Regions from separate parts of the Homo sapiens genome. Here region 1 is linked to region 2. A link is a contact called in ENCODE Hi-C or POLR2A ChIA-PET data. All regions are on one chromosome and are shown on one strand. Each heading gives the region's core, a stretch centred on a gene start or an enhancer-like site at or near the end of the contact. The rest is flanking DNA. Distances are from core to core; before and after follow the strand shown.

Region 1 (3,016 bases), core at 427-2,926, 36 kb before region 2:
TTTATGTCCCTGCATGCCCAAATACGACTAAACTCAAGGAGAGAGACCAAAGAACTGATGGTAATATTGGACTTGGGAGTCTAAAGACTTGGAGTGGAATCTTGGCTCTATTACATCCAGGCTGGCTGAGTTTAATCATGTCACAGGTCCTCTAGGCGTCAGTTTCCTCACTGTAAAGTAACAAGAGTTAGATTGAGGACTTCAAAGGTCCCTTACGTCTCTAACGCTCACATATCCACGAAACCCACACCCAGGGAAGCAGTGAACCCCAGAAAGTGGGAGGTTAAGGTTAGGTTGGCATTTTGCTTCTGTCTGTGAGGTGGTGCTATGTATACCTAGGGTGGGGGGAACAGTTTTAGATTGGAGTGGGGAAGCAGGCTATGGAACCATATACCTCAGTCTGGCCATCACCAGAGGCTTCATTATCTGAAGAGTACTTCATTATTTGTTGAGTATTTCCAAAACTGAAATTCCAAGTATAAACATGAAAAGATTCTAGAAGCAACTGTACATGATTTGGAGATTATCTACCCGAAGGCTCTAGTTCCAAAACATCACAGAATAAAAAAAAAAATATAGATTCCTATCTCAATTGCATGACGCAACAGCTCTGCGATTCTCTGCATGAAACCTCAATCTTATCTAGATAACGGGCCAATAACAGGTCCTACGTCATGGGATCCTTGTGAGGGTTAAACGAAATTAATACATATCAGTGTGTGTGCTTTGCAAAACAGCAGGAGATATGCAAATTTCCTGTGTTCCTCTCGAGAAAATGAGGAAGACACGGAGACTAGGAATGTCTTTCAGGAATGGATGTTTATACTTAATTGGTCTGCAAAATTTCTCTCCCCTAGAGAAAAACAAACACTTCTCTCCAAAGGCAGAAGACACCCTGGTACCCCCATGAGCTGGGAATGGCAGTCAAGATTAAGATACAGATGAAAAAGCAGAAGAAATTCCAAATCTCAAGAGGGCAGGACGTTTATAGGGCTTATAGGGGTTTGTGGATAAAGTCCAATTGTCGTGATGTAGGTGAGAGAAAAACGTTTTTCAGTGGGGCTTAGGCCTAAAGCAGACGTAGGTGTGTATGTGAAATGGGAGGGGGAGACGAAAAATCTTTACCCTTGGAGAGCGAGCATGGATTTGCTAGCGAATGGATTTGGGGCCTTAACCAGTCTGGTGGCGACAGGGAAGGGAACAAATTCGGGTAGGGAAGGGATTACAGTGATGACGAAGATGGGGTCTGCAGACAAAGGTGTGGAACACGGAGAGCAAGAGACGGTGCTGGAGGTCGGTCCTCCGGGGGGCGGGCATGGTGATGAGGACCGAGACAGGGGGAGACTGGCGGTGAGGCCTGAAGGGGCGAGTCCCGGAGGCTAGAGCCCAGGAACCGGCAAAGTCGGAGGACAAGGACTCGCCCCGCGATCCCGGCCCGCCCCTGCTCACCTTGCCAGTTGCGAAGGGCCTCGGACTTCAGCGTGAGGCCCGAGGGCGCCAGGGGCTGCTGCAGCAGGAACAGGCGAGGCCCGGAAACCAGCAGCGAGAGCAGCGCAGTGAAGAAGGTGGCGGATGGCACCTCGGGACACAAGCACCAGCTGCGACACCCGGGCCCCGAGGCCGCCATGGCCGCCGTCGTTCCCGCGCCCCGCCTCGACGCCGGCTGCCGGTCCTCTGCTCCTTCCGCCTCCTCGCGGCAGTTTCCCTTGGCAACAGCAGAGGAGCCGGCCGGAGGCCACGCCTCCCAGAGGCCCCGCCCCATGCCAAGTTGTCCAATCCGGTAGCGCCGATCAGCCCCCCCCCCCCCCCCCCCCGTGCGTGGGAGGCCGGGACGGGGGGAGGGGGGTCGGGGCCACTTCCGGGTAGGAATGTTCCAGCACCGTGTTTGATTCCATCCTACTCGGGCTGGTACTGAAACTGCTCCTATAAACTTTAGGAAATTAATCAGGGAAGAAGGGAGGGGGAAAAACGAAAATAAACGAAGCTTGCAGCACACTCTGCGTTCATCACTAGGTCACCTTGCTCTCCGACCTGCTTGCTCATAGCTCTGTGTATCAGCTATGATAGGTGCCCATCGTCTGTCCTAGAATCACGTAGACCCTGTCACAAGATTACAATTCCCCTTAACTCCATAGATAACAACTTGAACATTATGAAACGTTTTCCCTTGGAGATATTCTTTCAGGTCCCGCATACCAGCATAATTACTGACACCAGTTGTTCTGAAGGAGCCCACAGAAGCAAGACTCAATGGGGACTGCAGTTTCCATATCCTGAGGATTTCAACCCCCTTACCCTGACCAGTCGATGACCCCAATTTTCCAGCCCCTCACCCTTCACAATGCCCTTTAAAATCCCAGCCCGGAACTCCTTGGGGAAGATGGATTTGTTGGTCTCCCTGCGTCTCCTCCTAGGCACCCTGCCATCTTTAAACCCTTTTTCTGCTGATAACCCTGCTTCCTCAGTGTAACTGGTCTGTTATTGCACAGCGGGCCTAGGCACCTGTTGGTCCTGTAATAATACCTCATGATTATTATGCCTTACAGCTCACAGAACTCTTTCATATCACGATCTTCCCATCTGTATTCATCCCTATTACACCAAAGAGGAAACAGGACTAGGGAGGGCCCTGGGTAATTCAGTTACATGGCAAAGACAGAATTAGAACTCAGTTCCTCCTGCTATGGCCCGGAATTGGCCTCCAGTACAGCCAGGGGCAGCTTTATCTTCATATTGAAGAAAAGGGGCAGGAGGCTGGGCACGGTGGCTCACGCCTGCAATCCCAGCACTTTGGGAGGCCGAGGCGGGCGGATCACGAGGTCAAGAATTAGAGACCAGCCTGGCCAACATGGTGAAACCCCGTCTCTAATAAAACTACAAAAATTAACCCGGCATGGTGGCGCGTGCCTGTAATCCCAGCTACTCCGGAGGCTGAGGCAGGAGAATCGCTTGAACCCAGGAGGCGGAGGTTGCAGCAAGCCGAGATCGCACCACTGCGCTCCAGCCTGGGTGACAG
Region 2 (2,904 bases), core at 122-2,621:
AGGAGGTCGAGGCTGCAATGAGCTGATTGTGCCACTGCACTCCAGTCTGGCAGTGAGAGTGAGATTGTCTCAAAAAACACAAAACAAACAAACAAACAAAATAAAGACAGGGTCTCCTATGTTGCCCAGGCTGGTCTCGAACTCCTGGGTTCAATCAATCCTCCTGCCTCAGCCTCCCAAAGTGCTGGGGTTGTAGGCGTAAACCATCATGCCAGCCTCTATGGGAGCCATAAAGTGGTCTATGTAATCACACACTTGTCAAACCAATTCTATCCGTGATTCTTGGGGAAATCTGTGAAGTCCCATCTATCTGAAGAGATGTTGTGGAGGCTGAAATAACTCCATCTTGGAAGCTAGGCTTCTGATTAACCCTGGTTCCAAGAATGCCTCTAAGATTTCCAGTTTATCTATCATTCCTTATATAAAAGCGCATACTTACCATTAATCCTGCCCTTATGCCAGAGGCGTTAGAACCAGAGTGACTCCATCTTGAGTGAGGGCTAAGAAAAATGAGGCTGGGGCTTGCTGGGCCGCACTCCCAGAAAGTGAGGTATTCCTAGCCTCCAGATGTTTACAGTTAAGGGAACAGATTGACAATGTTTACTAAACAGACCCAGACTTAGGAGTGTCCTGATATCCCGATATCTTGACAACAGAAGCGTTCCTACGATAATTTCGATTCTTGCGAAATACAGTAAGAAAATTAATCCTTTATCACAAACCCTTGTAGCAGAACACATCTCCCCATAATCTTTTCTTATGCTATATATAAACAAGTATTGTCTCCAGGGTGGACACATTCCTCCTCTTCCTAACCTGTCTGTGGAGTAGCTGTGTCCTTCACCACGTTACTTTCCTAATAAACTTGCTTTTACTTTATGAACTTGCCCTGAATTCTTTCTGGCGCGAGATCCAAGAACCCTCTGTTGGGGTCTGGATCGGGACCCCTTTCTGGTAACACTTGGATCAAATCAACCTTGATGAACTCCTACTTACTGTAAATCCTGCCCTTAAGCAAATTCCTACACATTCCTTCTGGAGCATGTGCATTCTTTCCTTATGGTATATAGTTCCTGAGTCTGGGATGTAACAGCATGGAGATCTACCTGCCTTGTGGCCATCCAAGACGATGCTTCTGTCCATAGTTCCCCCAGTGAAACACCCCGTGATGACAAACTGGATTTGTCTGCCTCATTCTTTGGTTTCTTGGCTCCTTCTATACTTAGGGTTGTTTTGCATATAAGGCCCTATTGTGAAACAGATGTTTAATATGAGTCACTGTTCTGTTTAGAAATATACATTGTTGTTACTGTTGATCTCCACTTCTGCGGGGGTGTTTCCTGTTCTGGAAATCTCTCTGCTGGCCCCTGGGGCACCTCCGTGAATAGTGAAATGCTCACTACTTGGCAGGGAGACTTTCAGCTCTGAGTCCAGCCTGCAAACACCCCAATATCACTCTTCGCACAGAGATACAGGCACTGTGACACTAAGCTGGAGGCAAGGTATGTGGGGAGGCTGGCCTGGGGAAATAAAGCTATTTTTGGATCCAATAAAGCTTCCTAAAGCTGAGGCCACCTAAGAGGTATCCGTCAAATGCTTACCTTGTATAGGATTCTTCTGTGTATTTTGGTCCAGTGGTCAGCAAGAGGCCGGGAGCTACAGAACTACCCATCCAGGGCCCCAGGGAAGGTTAAGGACAGGGTTAAACCAGACTTCAATTCTCATCATCCTGATGCAGCAAGAAGGAAATGTCTGTTATCAGTGTGGGTGGGAGTTGTGTTTCCCCTGAAAGGAGTGGAAATTTCACTGAAAGTCATCCTGGAAAGAGGCCAGTCTTCGGAGACAGAAAAAAAAAAAAAAATGAAAAGGCTGGGCGCGGTGGCTAATACCTATAATCCCAGAACTTTGGGACACCAAGGTCTGCTGATCACTTGAGGTCAGGAGTCCAAGGCCAGCCTGGCCAACATGGCAAAACCCTTTCTCTACTAAAATTACAAAAAAAAATTAGCCGGGTGTGGTGGCACACACCTGTGGTCCCAGCTACTTGGGAGGCTGAGGCACGAGAATCGCTTGAACCCGGGAGGCAGAGGTTGCAGTGAGCCAAGATCGTACTATAGCACTCCAGCCTAGGTGACAGACTGAGACTCAGTGTCAAAAAAAAAAAAAAAAAAAGAAGCTTGGGGAGGTGGGTCTCAAAGACAAAACAAAAGCTTTTTCTCTCCCCAGGGCTGCTAAACCTGGATTTTGAGGCACAGACAAAAGATCTATGTTGTAGCTAATTTTCTGACAATTTGGCTATGCTAAGGTGCCTGTCTAGACATCAGTTTAGATGCTAACACCAGTCTAGGTGCTACTATGAAGGTAATTTTCAGACATGATTAACTTTTTTAATTTTTATTTTAGAGACAGAGTCTTGCTCTGTCGCCCAGGCTGGAGTGCAGTGGTGCGATCATAGCTCACTGCAGCCTCAACCTTCCAGACTCAAGTGATCCTCCCACTTAAGCCTCCCAAGTAGCTGGGACTACAGGCTCACACCACCACGCCTGGCTTTATTTTATTTTTTTTGTAGAGACAGGGTCTCGCTATATTGCCCAGGCTGGTCTCAAACTCCTGAACTCAAAGCGATCCTCCTGCCTCGGCCTCCCAAAGTGCTGGGATTACAAACGTGAGCCACCGTGCCTGGCTGTGATGAACATTTAAATCAGCAGACTTTGAATAAAGACGATGACCCTCCACAAAGCAGGTAGGTCTCATCCAATCACTTGAAGGCTTTAAGGTCAAAGAGTGAGGTTTCCTGAAGAAGAAGGAATTGGGCCTCGATTCCACTGCAACATAGAAACCCTGGCTGGGTTTCCAGCCTGCTTGGCCTGCCTGAAGAATTTAGACACGAGGCTGCAACACCAC

Evidence for each region. A loop is a pair of places that touch in the nucleus more often than their neighbours do. ChIA-PET counts read pairs that join two places held with the same protein, here RNA polymerase II (POLR2A). Pooled maps may share reads with other maps.
Region 1: a loop to region 2 is called in a pooled map, with 6 times the contacts of the local background. The contact joins the promoter of RHBDD2 here to the enhancer-like site in region 2. A Hi-C loop is called at or near these places in 5 of 37 single-sample maps with no recorded cell type and 9 of 50 pooled maps. POLR2A ChIA-PET finds 5 or more read pairs at or near these places in 8 of 52 experiments (A673, MCF 10A, Panc1 and 5 more).

The regions. Positions count from the first base shown.
Region 1 is chr7:75,877,694-75,880,709 of GRCh38, reverse strand. It overlaps RHBDD2 (rhomboid domain containing 2), which reads right to left and starts at 1,676. Exons shown (of 4, transcript NM_001040456.3): 1 at 1,450-1,676. The coding sequence starts at 1,627. RefSeq lists silencers at 1,296-1,475, 1,576-1,825 and an enhancer at 1,372-1,980.
Region 2 is chr7:75,841,447-75,844,350 of GRCh38, reverse strand. No RefSeq gene overlaps it. Among named protein-coding and RNA genes, the nearest start is that of CCL24, 29 kb to the right of the region's middle. RefSeq lists an enhancer at 1,199-1,418. Within about 2 kb of position 1,371, at least 13 of the 41 ENCODE cell types and tissues checked have a DNase peak (open chromatin) inside an H3K27ac peak, as active enhancers do; they include A673 and endothelial cell of umbilical vein, where a contact is called at or near this core.